2 separate regions of the Homo sapiens genome follow, and region 2 is linked to region 1. The links are chromatin loops, found by intact Hi-C in ENCODE. Cell type or tissue: Calu3. All regions are shown on one strand. Each heading gives the region's core, and the rest is flanking DNA. Links, peaks and the distances in the headings are about the cores only.

Region 1 (8,342 bases), core at 212-8,211:
GGCTATTCATCATCTGGGAAATTACATTAAAATAAAGTACTTTGCAGATAATTACTGAGCTTCAAAAAGGACGTTCTTTTGATTAGAGCCAATGTATTTTTGTTTTGCATTTAGACGGAAGATTAGAGCCTGCTCTTACTTGGTGACACTTACTGTTCTGGTTTCTAGCAGCAAGTCCTTAGAAAGATGGTCACGTTAGCTGGGCGTGGTGGCTCATACCTGTAATCCCAGCAGTGTGGGAGGCTGAGGCGGGCGGATCACGAGATCAGGAGTTTGAGACCAGCCTGGTCAACATGATGAAACCACGTCTCTACTAAAAACACAAAAATTAGCTGGGCGTGGTGGCAGGTCCCTGTAATCCCAGCTACTTGTGAGGCTGAGGCAGGAGAATCACTTGAACCGGGGAGGTGGAGGTTGCAGTGAGCCGAGACTGCGCCCCTGCACTCCAGCCTGGGCGACAGAGAGAGACTCCGTCTCAAAAAAAAAAAAAAGAAAGAAAGATTATATTAACAGAGGCCACATGTGGGCTGGAGTGGTTCTGAACTGCATTCACAGCATACTTTTAAATATAGGAAGATTTAAGGCACATGATGTGATTAAATTGCATTTAACCCATGTTGGACTGTGTACTTTTATGCTTTTCAGTATTATGTTATTTGAATAAAACAACAATCAGCACACTCTAGGCCTGGCATGCCGTCTACCAAAAACGCAACTATGTTTTTAAAAGTGAGTCTTTTAGAAAGCAATGCAAAATTTTTTCTAGATAAAATGATATGATGTCTCGGATTTTATCAGAATATATCCTACTCAGTTGTGTATGTATTGTCCATAGCAACTTTTATGCTATCATGGCAGGGCTGAGGCGTTTTGTCAGATTCCATATAACCCATACCTGGAAAGCCTAAAATCACATTTTCAGTCTAGTTTTACATACAGCAATTTATACACTGCCATTGATGGAGACATGGATACTGCTCTCCATCTTCTACTCGGCTTAATGACCCATTCAACAGATAGCATCAGAGTAGAATGTATCTTCAGGTAGAGTATAAAAGCATTTAGGCCGGATGCAGTGGCTCACTCCTGTAATCCTAGCACTTTGGGAGGCTGAGGCGAGAGGATCACCTGAGGTCAGGAGACCAGCCTGGCCAATGTGGTAAAACCCCATCTCTACTAAAAATAAAAAAATTAACTGGGCATGGTGGCAGTTGCCTGTAATCTTAGCTACTTGGGAGGCTGAGACAGGAGAATCGCCTGAACCCAGGAGGTGGAGGCTGCAGTGAACCAAAATTGCACCATTGCACTCCAGCCTGGGCAACAGAGCAAAAACTCTGTCATACACACACAAAAAAAGTATTTACACAACAATACAAATTTGTTAGATAGCTGTGAAGAATTTACAATATGCCAGTGTATTGTTATAACTGCTAACTATTTGGCTAGACTTTGTGTTTGATACATGTTAGGTATAGAAGATGTTATAGTAGAGATCTTGTTTGTTGGTTTGTTTTTTCCTTCTGATCATTCATCCTTATTTATCTGCTAATAGTGCCTTGATTTACTTAGGAAAACATTTTTGTAAATGTATATTGGCACACATAAGATGGTAGGATTCTGAAGTATTTTGAAAATAGAACCATTAGAATTTGCTGATGAATTAGTTATGGGGTGTGAAGAAAAAACAGGAGTCAAGCAAAACTAAATATTTTGGTCTCATCAACTGAAAAAAGTATCTACTATAACCATGTCACATAATTCATATTTATTTGCTTATTCTTTGCCTTCTTTCACTAGTGGTTTGAGGTCAAGGGCTTTCTCTTTTTTCCTAGCAACTGGAAAAATACCTGGAGTGTAACATATTTTAAGTATGTTAAATGAATAAATGTCTAAGTATTTCTGTGGCATACACTTCACAGGTGTGAAGTTACATGGAGTTAAAATGAATGTATACATTTAATTTCAGTATGTTTGGAACTACCATCCAATTTCCCAATTATAATTCCACTAACTATGCGTTAGAATGTTATGGCTGCAAATGAATGAGCAGTATGGTAGGCAGAATAGTGGACCCCCAAAGATGTCCATATCCTAATGTCTGGAAATTGTGAATATGTTATCTTACATGGTGAAAGGGACTTCGACTTTGTGGTTAAGGTTAAGAACCTTGAGACGGGGAGAGGCTGTGGTCAGAGAGTGATGTGATAGCAGAAGACAGAAGTAGGATCACAGAGGTATGACATTGCCGACTTAGAACAGAGTAAAAGTAAAAGTGGACATAAGCTGAGGAATGCAGGAGGCTCTAGAAACCAGAAGAGGCAAGAAAGTGGATTCTCCTCCAGAGCTTCAGAAAGGTATGCAGCACCTTGATTTTAGCCCGGTGAGACCATGTAAGACTGTGAACTTAAAGAACCTTATGATAATATATCTGTGTTTTTGAAGCTATTAAACTTGCAGTAATTTATTTCAGCAGTAACAAAAAACTAATATGAACAACATTTCAACCAGCAGGTGTTTGTGAGGATGGTGGTATGTCTGATGAAAAGATAAGAATGAGCAAAAATGGGCCGGGTGTGGTGGCTGATACCTGTAATCCCAGCGCTTTGGGAGGCCAAGACGAACGGATCACTTGAGTCTAGGAATTTGAGACCAGCCTGGGTGACATGGTGAAGCCCCATTTCTACAAAAAATATAAAAATTAGCCGGGCGTGGTCACACATGCCTGTAGTTCCAGCTACTTGGGAGACTGAGGTGGGAGGATTGCTTGAGCCCAGGTGGCAGAGGTTGCAGTGAGCTGAGATCACTCCACTAAACTGCAGTCTGGGCAACAGAATGATACCATGTGTCAAAAAGAAACAAACAAACAAACAAAAATGAGCAAAAATGGAGGCAGATTACATCACCAAGATAGTGGAATAGAAGGTAACCCTCTTATATCCTCCCAACAAGAAGAAATCTACACCAAGACATAGTTAAAAGTCACTCTATAAGAGCCTCAGTATTCAGGTAGATGCTTGTGAAACCCTGATGGAGTCCAAGACCTAGAAGGATCGTTTTGAGAGTCCAGACTGACAGTGCTGTCAAGCGGTTGATTCACCAAGTTTGCACCTGGGTTCAAGCCCAGAAGTGGCCTAGTCCTCCAAGGTGCTTGGCTCTAGTTCCATTTGGCTTTGAGCCTGCAACCAAAACCATCTGCCAAGGGGTCCAGAAGGAATTGAGCACACTAGTTCCTTGGCAGAAAGGTTAGTCTGCCTGCTGATATCAGTCTGGGCATGGAACCTGAAAGTTGCTGTATGGCTCTGGCCCAGCCTTCTTCAGCTGAGGTCCCAGCTCAGAGCTGCTTATAAAAGGGCCCAGAGGGATACTTACCCATCTCTTGCAGTCTGGTAGTCTGAGCCTCCCTGATGTGCTTGCCAACCTTGATCCCACAGCAGACCCTGAGCCAGTCCCAGCTCAGGGCCCTCCTTCTGCGATCAGGGAACTATCTCATCTGTGCAGGGAAGTCCTGGGAGACACACACACCTGCCTCTGAGTCACTGAGACTGGGCTGTCCAGCTTCTGCATCACAGCAGATCCTGAGGGAGCCCAGTTTTAGTTCTGGCCTCTCCTGCTGGAGTTTGGAAGCTATCCTGCCTGAACTGAGACCTGCTGGGAGACAAGCACCTTTCTGGCCCTGTGAGATGAGCTCTCCAGCCTCTGTCCAACAGGAGCTCCTGCCAAAACACAGTCTCAGCTCTGACCCCTCTTGCTGTAATCAGGGAACTATTCCATCTGTTCAGGGTTTTTCTGAGACACATGCACATTCTGAGCCAATGAGTCAGGGCTTTCCAGCCTCTATCCCACAACAGAACCTGAGGAGGCCAAGTTTCAGCTCTGGCCCCTCCAGCTGCAGTCAGGGAAATACTGCATCTGCAAAGTAACTTGCTGGGCAACACCCACCCCTCTGAGTTAAGATGGAGCTCTCTAGCCTCTGTCCCATAGCAGATCCCAAGGGGGCCTGGTCTCAGCTCTAGTCCTTCCTGCTGCAGCCAGGAACTATCTTGTTTGTGCAGGCACATGCTGAGAGATGCATACCTGTCTGAGTCAATGTGGAAGGCGTGCTATCCCTTCCACATTGGGGCCCAGTCTCATCTCCAGCCACTGCTGTTGTATTTGACGAATGACCCTAGTTGTGTAGGGACCTTTTGGGTGATGCATGCACATTACAGTCAATGAATTGGGCCTGCCAGCAGATCCCAAAGAGGCCCAGTTTCAACACCAGTCCCTCACGCTGCAGTCAGGACACATATTGACTGTGCAGAGGCATGCTGGGAGGTATACATGTCTGGGCCACCAGGGCAGTCTTCTGGACTCAAGACCTTGGCCAGAATTCCCATACAGCCCCAATACCCTCCTTGGGTCTTCCCTGGGTCTATCTGGGCCAGAAAGCCATGCCACCTTCTCATGAGACTCATAGCAAACCTGGGCTTAGAGCATCCTCTAGTGTTGAGATGGTTGCAATGGCCGCAGTCTCAAAAAACACAACAGTCAGTGATAAGGTTTCGCTGTTGCCTCCACTCAAAATCTCATCTTGAATTGTAATCCCCACAATCCCCATTATCCCTATAATCCTCACGTGTCAAGGGCGGGACCACGTGGAGGTAATTAGTTCATGGAGGCAGTTTCCTCCATGCTGTTCTCATGATAATTAGTGAGTCTCATGAGATCTGATGGTTTTATAAGTGCCTGGCATTTTCCCTACTTGCTCTTCTCCTTCCTGCTACCCTGTAAAGAGGTGCCTTCTGCCATGATTGTAGGTTTCCTGAGGCCTCTCCAGCCATGTGGAACTATGAGTCAATTAAACTTCTTTCCTTTATAAGTTACCCAGTCTTGGGCAGTTCTTCATAGCAGTATGAGAATGAACTAATACAGTCAGTATACTTAGAATCCCTGGAAGGCCTTTTGAAGGAGGACAGGCACAAACAAAGCCAGACTGCAATGACTAAAATAAACATCCAATCCCTGAATGCACAGACGTTGTCACAGATCCACAAGTATTAGGAACATTCAGGAAGATATGACCTCCCCAGAAAATAAGGTGCCAGAGACTGACTCTAGAGTGATAGAGATGTGTGATCTCTCAGACAAATAATTTAAAAAAGCTGTTTTTAGGAAGATCAATAAATTTCAAGAAAATAGAGATAATTCAGAAATTTATCAGAGATATTTAATAGGAAGATTGAAATAATAATAATTAAAAGTTTTCAAATCTGGAGAAAGATATAAATATCCAGGTACAAGAAGGTCAAAAGTCACCAATCAGATTAAACTCAAATAAGATTACCCTAAGACATATAACCAAACTCTCAAGGGTCAAAGACAAAAAGATGATTCTGAAAGCAGTAAGAGAAAAGAAGCAAATAACATGTAAGGAAGATCCAATACACTTGGCGACAGGCTTCCCAGCAGAAATCTTATAGGCTGGGATGAAGCGAAATATATTCAGAGTGCTAAAAGAAAAAAAAACCCTGTCAACCAAGAGCACTGTACCTAGCAAAACTATCCTTCAGAAATGAAGAGGAACAAATGAAACAAAACCTGAGGGAATTTATTGCTATCAGAATTGTCCTAAAAGAACCACTAAAGGGAGTTCTTCAATCTGAGCGGAAAGGATGCTAACGTGATTGTTGTACTAATGTTGAAATCATAGTGTTTCAACTATGGATATCTTTAGTAAAAAGACTAAAAGAATAAGAAAACTATTAAAAATAATAATGGCCAGGTGCGGTAGCCCATACCTGTAATCCCAGTACTTTGGGAGGCCGCGGTGGCCAAATCACTTGAGGTCAGGAGTTTGAGACCAACCTGGCCAACATAGTGAAACCCATCTCTACTAAAAATACAAAAATTAGCCAGGCGTGGTGGTGTGTGCCTGTAATCCCAGCTATTTGGGAAGCCGAGGCATGAGTATCGCTTGAAACCAGGAGGTAAAGGTTGCAGTGAGCCGAGATCATGCCACTGCACTCCATCCTGAGTGACAGAGCGAGACCCCATCTCAAAAAACAAAAACAAAAAAACTAAAACAATCAGTTAAGAGATATACAATATAAAAATGTAAATTGTAACATCAAAAATTTTTAATGTTGTGGGAGAAGGGAGTTAATGTGTACAGGTTTTTCTTGGGGGAGGATTGTTTGTCTTTATTATTATTATTATTTGCAATGAAAATTAAGTTGAAAACAGTTTTAAATAACTTGTTATAATGATAAGTTTTGTTTTTTTTTGTTTTTTTGAGACAGGGTCTGACTCCTGTCGCCCAGGCGGGAGTGCAGTGAGATCATGGCTCACTGCAGCCTCGACTTCTGGGCTCAAGCAGTCCTCCTGCCTCATTTTTTGATTTTTTTTTTGGTAGAGATGAAGTTTCACTATGTTACCCAGGCTTGTCTTGAACTCTTGGGCTCAAGTGATCCTCTTGCCTCAGCTTCCCAAAGTACTGGAATTACAGGTGTAAGCCATTGTGCCTGGCCTATAGGATTGTTATAACTATTTTTTTGCAAGTCTCATGGTAATAACAAAGCAAAAATCTATAATAGATACACTAAAAATAAAAAGCAACAAATTGAAACGTAGTACTAGAGAAAGTCAATTAACCACAAAGGAAGACAGTAAGAAAAGGAAGACAGACAGGAGTTACAAAACAACTAGAAAACAAGTAACAAAATGGCAGTAGTAAATCCTTTTCTATCAATATAACATTAAATGTAAATGAACTAAATTCTCCAATTAAAGACATAGAATGGCTGAATGTATTAAAAATTAAGATCCAACTATATGCTTCCTACAAGAAACTCATTTCACCTCTAAAAAAATATAGACTGAAAGACAAAAGATGATAAAAGATACTCTATGAAAATAGAAATCATAAAACAGCAGGAGTAGTTTTACTTATATTACATAAAATAGACTTTAAATCAAAATCTGTAAGAGACAGAAGGTTATTATATAACGACAAAGGGGTCAATTCAGCAAAATGATGTAAAAATAGTAAACATGTATGCATTCAACATCAGAGCACTCAAATATATAAAGCAAATATTAAAAAATCTAAAGGGAGATATAGGATGCAATACATAACAGTAGGAAACTTCAGCACCCCTCTTTTGGCAATAAACAGATTACCAATCATTAAAGAAACATTGGAGTTAAACTATACTTCAGACCAAAAGGGCCTAACATATATTTACAGAACATTTCATCCAACTGGTGCAGAATACAGATTTTTTTCATCAGCATATGGAACATTCTTGAAGGTATGTCAGGTCATGAAACAAGACTCAGTAAATTCAAAAGTGTCAAAATCATATTAAGTAACTTTTCTGAACACAATGGAATAAGACTAGAACTCAATAACAAGAGGAATGTTGGAAACTGGACAAATATGTGGAAAGTAAACATGTTTCTGAAGAATAACGAGTTAATGAAGAAATTAAGAAGAAAATTTAAAAATTTATTGAGACAAATAAAAATGCAAACACAATATACAGGAAGCTATGAGATACAGAAAAAGTGGTACAAAGAGGGAAGTTTATAGAAATAAACTTCAACATCAAAAAAGTAGTAAGGCTTCAAATAAACAACCTAATACACACCTCAAGGAACTAGGAAAGCAAGAACAAACCTAACCCCAAATCAGTAGAAGAAAAGAAACAATAACAATTAGAGCAGAAATAAATGAAATTGAGACTAAAAAAATACATAAAATCACAAAAACAAAAAGTTGCCTGTGGAAAAGATAAACAAAATTGACAAACCTAAGAAAAAAGAAAGAAGACCAAAATTAATAAAATCAGATGAAAAAGAAAACATTGCAACTGATAGTGTAGAAATACAAAGGATAATTGGAGAGTATTATGAACATTTATATACCAAGACATTGTAACACTTAGAAGAAACTGATAAATTTCTGCACACATACAACCTATCCAGATTGAACCATGAAGAAATAGAAAACTTGAAAAGACCAAAATGAATAATGAGATGAGAGCAGTAACAAAAGCTCTCCCATCTAAGCAAAGCCAAGGACCTGATAAATTCACTGTAGAATTCTACAAAACATTTTAAAAAGAACTAATACCAATACTTTTCAAACTGTGTCAAAAAATTGAAGAAGAAGGTATACTTCCAAACTCATTCTACAGGGCCAATATTAATACCAAAACCAGACAAAAACACAACAAAAAGGGAAACTATAGGCCAATACCCCTGGTGAAAAATAGATGCAAAAATCATCAAAAAAATACTAGCAAACCAAATTCGACAGTATATTAAAAAGCTCATTCACCATGATCAAGTGAGATTCATCC
Region 2 (8,342 bases), core at 307-8,306, 50 kb before region 1:
GAAATACATATGAAACTAAATGCCCTAAAGGTACTTTAGGTAAAGAGCTGTTGATTGATATATATTTTGGATGGAGGGAGAGAGAAGAGTTTTGAGCTATGCCATGAAGAATGGGCAGCATTGGTTAAAAGGGCATAGACAAGGTATTGGAGATTTATTCAAGAAATTTTTATTAAACGCCAGCTATGAGCCAGGCTTTGCACTAGGAACTGGGATCCAATTAGTAACAAAAGAAATGGATTTGCCCTCATGGAGCAACTCTGGTGGCTAAGACAGATACTAAGCAAGAAATTACAGGATATAATTAACAAGGGAAGTCCAGGTTGAAGGGACAGCATGTGCAAAGGTCCTGAGATGAAAGGGAGTGCAGTGGTGCTGGCATAAAGAAAGCTGAAGAGGGTAGAAAAGATGAGGCAACATGAAGCTGGAGAGATAGGGGCCCAAGCAAGTAGTCAGATGTGAGCATGGCATAATCCTCGTCTTAGGCTTATTTGCAGTTAAGTAGACAGTGAAAAATACCACCCTCCCCCCCCAAAAATTACATGTTTAATTCTAAAATAAGACTTATGATACCTTATGATTACAGGGCTGCCCTCTCATCCACAGCATGAGTTGGTGAAGCGTCAGTGTACAGGTTGTACAGGGATGGTCACCTTTTATATTAAGGGCACTCTTCAGCATGCTGAGATTTTCCTCAAGAACCTAAAGGTAAACTTACAAAATAGGTTTAAAATTGTAGGAGGTAAGGCCTTACAGCAGTTCACTATCTCTCACTTCTACTCAAGCCAGATAATGTTTTTGTATCTGCAGGTTACACTCATAAACCTCTTTATCATGAAATGCATTGGGTTGAAAACAACTTAAACAACAATGTAGCAGACATCTAAATATGTTCACTTACTTAACTCTCCACATACTACAATCAGTTTGGAGACACAGAGTATTCTAATGCATTTATTTAAAAGTGAACCCCTTTTTTCAGATGAAATAGGTAAAACCTCGAAGTAGTGTGCAGTTAGTGCACTGCACAAGGGCTGTTCTAAAATCCATCCTGTGAATGGCTTTCCAAACCCTGTGCCTCCTAAGCTGCATCTGACTGGGGTGAGGCCTTTGTCTAATTTTCAAAAAGCCAGGAGGAGGCTCTCAGGGGCCTTGAGCAAGAGGCCTGTCCAACTCCATACACTGGGCTTAACCTTGAGCTCATGCAGTTTATATACTACAGAATAGATTAACAGAAAGCTGCCAGATTAGTCAAAGTGTTCCTGGTGTCACCTTAATTTAATACATTTACCAAAGTAACTTTTAAAACATTTGTAAAGTTTTATGACACTATCACACTCAACATAAAAACAGTGGTTTTTTTTTTTTCCCCTATTCCAGCAGGGATTTAAAGGATGTATTTCATAAGTGATATATATTAACAAGGAAGTATGTATAACTTGGGAAGCATTTAGAGATTTTTTTATTTAAGTGGTAACCACAGAGCAAAGTCTCAAATGCAATAATTTTTTTTTTTTTTTTTTTTTTTTTAGGCAGAGTTTCACTCTTTTGCCCAGACTGGAGTTCAGTGGCATGATCTCGGCTCACTGCAACCTCCACCTCCTGGGTTGAAGTGATACTCCTGCTTCAGCCTTCCAGGTAGCTGGGATTACAGGTGCGTGCCACCATGCTCAGCTAATTTTTGTATTTTTAGTAGAGATGGGGTTTCACTAGTTGGCCAGGCTGGTCTCGAACTCCTGACCTCGGTGATCCGCCTGACTTGGCCTCCCAAAGTGCTGGGATTACAGGCATGAGCCACTGTGCCTGGCCTAAAAACATTTATTTTTAGATTTTAGTATTTTTATTTTACTAGAAAATCTAAATTCATGTTTTCTTTGCTATAGCTATTTACTCTGGCCGAGAGCTTGGGAGGATTCGAAAGCCTTGCTGAGCTTCCGTAAGTATAGTTCTGTTTTTCTCAGTATTTTAAATTTGATGTCAGCTTTAATGATTGGGAAAGAAATATGATAAGGTCAGGGATAATTCAAGATATTTAACAATAAGAATAGCAGGACATTAATCAGAATGGACTCTAACCCTGTCAAGATGGAGACCCTGATAAAATCTCATGGAGGGCTTCTTGTTAGTGAGCGGTGTCCTCCCAAATGTTGCTTCCTTCCCTGCTCTGTCAAAAAGAGATTCCAGCAGTAACTGTATTCTAGGATCTCTGATCTCTGACCTCTAAGCAAGGGCCACATGTTCTACCCTACTCAGCCTTAGAGGGGATTGGAGACTTTGTACTAGAAAAGCTGTTTTCAAGGCTCTTTGGGAAACAGAAAATGTGTCTCTGATGAAACTCCTCCATGCCCTTGATTGTTGGAGAACAGCCCTACTAGATACTGTCAAATCTTTTGTTTTCTGTTCTCTGTAGGATAAACCTTTAATGTCTTCATGTTGTGTACAAGATAAATCCAAACCCTAACTTGGTACCAGGCCCTTCAGTATCTAACCCAATCAATTCATCTAGTTTTTTCAAAGCATCAGAGGATATTGGTACAAGAAGCAGTCTAAGATCATACAGTCCAGCAGCTTATTTTACAGGCAAGGAAACAAAGATCCAGAAAGTTGAGCTGATTGACTCAAGTGTCACACAGGAACGTGTTCGCAGCTTCACTCTTGGATTTGCATCAGAAACAGTGAGGGGAGGTAAAAGGTGCTTGGATCTAGATTTGAGATCTGCTTCCACCAATTAGTTAACCTTTAAACTTCCATTTTTTAACACATAAAATGAGATTAATAATTAATGATTTTCGGCCTGGTGCAATGGCTGACGCCTGCAATTCCAGTACTTTGGGAGGCCGAGGTGGGCCACTTGAGGTCAGGAGTTCAAGACCAGCCTGGCCAACATGGTGAAACCCTGTCTCTCCTAAAAAAAAAAAAAATTATCCGAGTGTGGTGGTGTACACCTATAATCCCAGTTACTTGGGTGGCTAAGGCACGAGAATCGCTTGAACCCAAGTGATGGAGGTTGCAGTGAGCCGAGGTTGCAGCAAGCCAAGATCGCACCACTGCACTCCAGCCTGGGTGATGCAGCGAGACTCTGTCTCAAAAAAGAACCAAAACAACAACAAAAAATTAATGATTATCATTTATTGATTACCTGTCCCCCCAAGCATTCCTGATATATATATTACCTTTATTATATGCTACTATGACCATATGTTGTAATTACTGCAGGGTTAAGTCAACATCATAACCTAACTATTTTTAACTGTACTAAATGTATACGGTGTATTTCTGTGTCTTCATTTTTATAAACATTTATGGAATAACTTGTTTTGCAAGCATTGTGTGGAGAAATGTCAGGTCCCACCAAAGTTTAGGCCTATTTTCTGTCTTTGTATAGGAGTTTACAGTTAGACCAAAAGTCAGGCAGTCTCACCAAGTTAAAAAAAAAAAAAAGATGTCTAAATAATGACTTGAAATAATTCATGTAACGCAGATTTTTGTTAGTCTTTCCGGAAGATGCCTGCTAGTAAGTTTGGATGCACAAGAGGGCACACTCAGCATGTGAAATGGGTTTGTTTTTCACAGTAATGAAATGTGTATTACGTTAAGACTCTCTTGTTTAAAAAATTGTCTTAAAATAAATCTCTCCTGATTTATTTAGGGATTTTTGTTTAAAGTTGCTTGGCCCCCAGACACTCTGGTTTAGGCTATAACCCCGATGCCAGAGGATGAGTGGATTTAGGTCAGGGCTTGTCTGTTCTATCACCCTTCATTCTGTGTCTCCCAACTCTGCTGCTACTAGTGCAGCATTGCAATATGGGAGGAAGGAAGTGAAGCTAATGTGTATTAGCTTAGTCTCCCAGCCTCACAACACATGTAACTCTGTGACCTTAGAAAAGTTACTCATCCTCCCTAAATCTCAATTTCCTCAATTTTAAAATGTGGACAACACTCTACATAGCTCTTAGGTTTGTTGCGAGAACATGGGGAAAAAAATCCCTAAGCTAATGCCTTCGTTCATACTAAGTACCCAATAAACGTTAGCACCTACTATGAACTATTATCTTTTATTAGACATCTCTACTACATTCCAAGTGCTTAGAAGTGCTTTATACATGTTCCTTCAAATTAATGTCTGTGACAAACCTTTAAGACAGGTGTTATATCCAATTTTTATTCATTAAAAAAATGAATTAATGCACACAAACCACCTAGTAGAGTATCTGTCTCATGGTAAGCACACAGTAGATGCATCTATTATTATTTCAGATAAGGAAATAGGCACTGAGGATGAGTAACTTTTATAAGGCCACATAGGCAGTATGTGGAAGGGCTAAGATTCATACCCAAGTTTGTTGGTCTCTGAGACCTGAGTTCTTATTTCTACATGTACACACTCTTTTAAGGAATTACGAGTCTCCCAGGGCAGAACATTTTAAGATGGATGTTTGTATCTAAACAACACTTTAGTAAAGTGACAAAGGAAGATATCCATCACTCAGACCACAGCTGAGATTTTTTTTTCCCCATGGCTCTCATGTAAGAGAGGAGAAAGCAGCTTAGGTATTGATTTTGCTGGTGGTGTGCAGGGAAAGGAAGAGTGTTGGTTGTAATACACATACTGGGGTTAAGTAAGATGCTAAACCTCTCCTCCATTATTCTTCACAGAAATTTCTCCTTCCCTGGAACTTGGCAGTCTTTTTGTCTATACTTGTTTGGCATTGTTTATATAGACTATTTTGTTTTGTGAATTGTCATCGCTTTTACCTCCTGCTTTGTTATTTAGGTTAAAGAAAATATCTCATTCTTCTTGGTTTCCCAATTTTTACTGCAGTGCTTGACATATTATGGGTGGTTTTCCTTTACATCTGTTGATGATGGTAATGGGCTGCTAGATCGTTTGAAAAATCCTTCCAGGCCTCTATGCCAGGAGTTATATTGTGGAATTCTGAATGCTTACTGGTTGCTACTAGTGATTCTTGGTCATCTTTCTCCGATGTGCCTCAGAAGGTCTAGCTCTGGATTGATTCAGAGGAAACTAATTATGACAGGCTCTTGGTCCAAGAGACCTCTTATAAGTAGCAATCCAGTAGGTTGGTCATGGAGTACATGATTTCTGGCCAAACTTCATTTAGGCAGGTATTAAAATATACACATTGGGGAGGCTATGCCTTACCCTACTGCATGGGGGTACTTGACACACACTTTCAGTATTTGGATTGAGCATATCTTACCAATGGTATAAACAGGATAAAAACAATCTTGCTTTTCATTTAAAATCATAGCTAGAAGAGATAAGTTTCGTAATTTTCTCTTTTTTTGCCTGTGAATTATAGGGGTATGCAAAATTTGATATTTGGACCAGAAAAATGTTGAGGGTAATTGCAGTTTATGAGACAGAAACATGCCTCCACTGACACAATATAGTGATCAAAAATTTGCTCATGTCTTCTTTCAGGGCAATCATGACTCATGCATCAGTTCTTAAGAATGACAGAGATGTCCTTGGAATTAGTGACACACTGATTCGACTTTCTGTGGGCTTAGAGGATGAGGAAGACCTACTGGAAGATCTAGATCAAGCTTTGAAGGCAGCAGTAAGTCTTATTATTGTGTGTGTGTGTGTGTGTGTGTGTGTGTCTGCTTTATCTTGGGCATGGGGGGTCACTATATTTACAAAGTGTGGTCTCACTGTGAACTCTAAAGCTTTTCTGTTCCTGTAATAGACCAGGTGTATAAATAAACGTATAGGGAGCTCAGTCAAAGTGCATATTTAAAGGATGGTAGTATTCAGAAAAAGGACTTCTTGAGGAGTTGAAGCTATGGCCTATATGTTTAATAACATATTTTTCTTGTGCACTGTTATTATAGCACCCTCCAAGTGGAAGTCACAGCTAGTATTCCAGAGCTGCTATTAGAAGCTGCTTCCTGTGAAGATCAAATCTTCCTGAGTAATTAAATGGACCAACAATGAGCCTTTGCAAAATTTTCAAGCGGAAATTTTAAGGCACCTCATTATCTTTCATAACTGTAATTTTCTTAGGGATCATCTCTGTTAAAAAGTTTTCTGTATGTCATGTTATAATTACAGGTCAATTCTGTTAATATCTTTTTGTTAATTTTGCTCTATGTTTGCCTCTGAAGGAGGTGAGATTTGTGCTACTTTGGGAGATTATGTTCTTTTTTCATGTCTAAGATTTATTTTGATCATGTTTATAATATAATGGTAATTCATTTTTGATGTTTTGTGAAGAATTTAAATTTAAACGAATGTTCTTAAATCAAGTGTGATTTTTTTGCATATCATTGAAAAGAACATTAAAAGCAATGGTTTACACTTAGTTACCATAAGCCGAAAATCAAATACTTGAAAAGTTTACTGTGAAATTCTACTGATTTAAGACTATACTTAATATTTTTAAAAAAATAAATCAGCTGGGCGCGGTGGCTCACGCATGTAATGCCAGCACTTTTGGAGGATAAGGCGGGCGGATCACGAGGTCAGGAGATTGAGACCATCCTGGCTAGCGCAGTGAAACCCCCATCTCTACTAAAAATGCAAAAAAAATTAGACGGACGTGGTGGCGGGTGCCTGTAGTCCCAGCTACTTGGGAGGCTGAGGCAGGAGAATGGCGTGAAACCAGGAGGAGGAGCTTGCAGTGAGCCGAGATCGTGCCACTGCACTCCAGCCTGGGTGACAGAGCGAGACTCCGTCTCAAAAAAAAAAAAAATCTAATTATCAAATGCATCCCATTGTGATATTCCTACATTATGTGACATTAACCTATATTCCTGGGTCCTTTTAATTCCCAACTACTGCTCTTAGAGGTCTTAGCCTTTTATGTTAATTTTTATAAATTCAATTAAATAAATATTATTCCCAAATCTTAGTGTTTGCAGATTAGTTATAAATCCTATCCAAGGTAGGTTAAAGGCCACCGTTTTACAGATAAATAGTACTTTTTATATTTTTATCTGAAATAGTGCATTTGTTGAGAATAAAAGAAGGTATGTTTAAAAATAGAATCTTTTGGGCCTGGTGGTACGTCCTTGTAGTCCTAGCTACTTGGACAGCTGAGGTGGAGGATCTCCTTGAGCCTAGGAGTTCCAGACTGCACTGGCGTCACTGCACTCCAGCCTGGGCGACAGAATGAGACCCTGTCTCTAAAAAAAATAATAAAATAGACTATTTTATAGTTGAATGTATAGTTAGCAAGTTATCATCTGAGCCATAAGTCAAAAATTAAATCTTAAAAATTGTTTTTATACTAAAGGTTTTTCATCTTATAATATATCTTGATATTGCCATTTGTTTCGGTTAAAATAATATCATACAGCCTGATGAATAACAGTGCTGTTTAGGAGGAGAATACATAAAAATATACATTCTTCTATATTATCCACACTCTTGAGTTATACCTATTGAGTCTGGAAATTCTGTCTCTAGAGGCAGTAGCATTTTGAGGCAGGTCCTATCTCACTATGGTTTCTGCCAGAACTGATTTCTTGCCATCTCAAGGCCTTAGGGCTGTGGAAATAAATGATCAACCAAATGAGAAAAGGAAAGGCTATTCTTAGCTTACTATAGCAAGGGAGTTAGCCACCATCACCTGGGTTTTGGCAGAAAGTCAAAGGCGGGCAGATGGGTGGAAAAGTTTTATAGCAGAAAAAAGGGAAGCCTTCAGATATGCCCTGGTTGAAGACTGTTGGCATAGGGAAGCCAGAAGCAGGTTGACTGGAGTCAGTGTTTCACAGTGGGCAGGTCTGTGTAATCCTACATCAAAGTCTAAGGAAGTTGAGAGGCCAAAGAGGCACCCAGTTTCTTAGAAAGAAACATTTAATAGGGATTTAGGAACAGAAGCCGTGACTATATCTTGGGCAGTGATGAGGCAAGTTGGTGGATCCCAGCATAATTACCCCCAAGACCTGGGACTTTTATGCCATAGGGAGAGGAGTGGTTGAAAAGGAATTTGTAAGACAATTATGATAACATCAAAGCTGTTTGACCTAAGGGCAGGATTTACTGTATGTATGAGTTTATCAAGGTGTCTTACTCTAAGGGCAGGATTTACAATAAGTACCTGCTCTTAAACAAGGTTCAAATAGATAAATTGGAATGAGGGTTAATCAGAAGCTAACAGGGCAGATTAGCATCCAAGATGGAGTTGCTTTGGCCTCTAGATGGGGCATCCTGTGCAATTTGCTAAGGTGCTTATTTGGCTTTCTCTGGTCCTAAGTTGGAAGCAGGGGCAAAATTAAAGAAACTGTCATTCATTCATTTCCTGACGATTCTGGGCCAATTGTTACACAAGTTATTGTTTAGCTTCCTGGATTGTCACTAAAGAAAGCAATCT

The links. A loop is a pair of places that touch in the nucleus more often than their neighbours do. Peaks named below come from ENCODE experiments on the same cell type or tissue, not always from the same donor. Only the 100,000 strongest peaks of a DNase experiment are listed, where the experiment ranks them.
Region 2: a loop joins it to region 1, with 2.4 times the contacts of the local background. A loop is called at or near these places in 16 of 110 quality-filtered maps.

What each region holds. Positions count from the first base shown.
Region 1 is chr1:70,483,601-70,491,942 of GRCh38, forward strand. No RefSeq gene overlaps it. Among named protein-coding and RNA genes, the nearest start is that of CTH, 77 kb to the left of the region's middle. In Calu3, for the core only: no CTCF peak of the experiment used is centred there; a DNase peak (open chromatin) is centred at 4,461.
Region 2 is chr1:70,433,242-70,441,583 of GRCh38, forward strand. CTH (cystathionine gamma-lyase) reads left to right here. Exons shown (of 12, transcript NM_001902.6): 9 at 587-708; 10 at 1,884-1,936; 11 at 5,447-5,585; 12 at 5,860-6,610. The coding sequence ends at 5,886. Among named protein-coding and RNA genes, the nearest start is that of CTH, 26 kb to the left of the region's middle. In Calu3, for the core only: no CTCF peak of the experiment used is centred there; no DNase peak of the experiment used is centred there.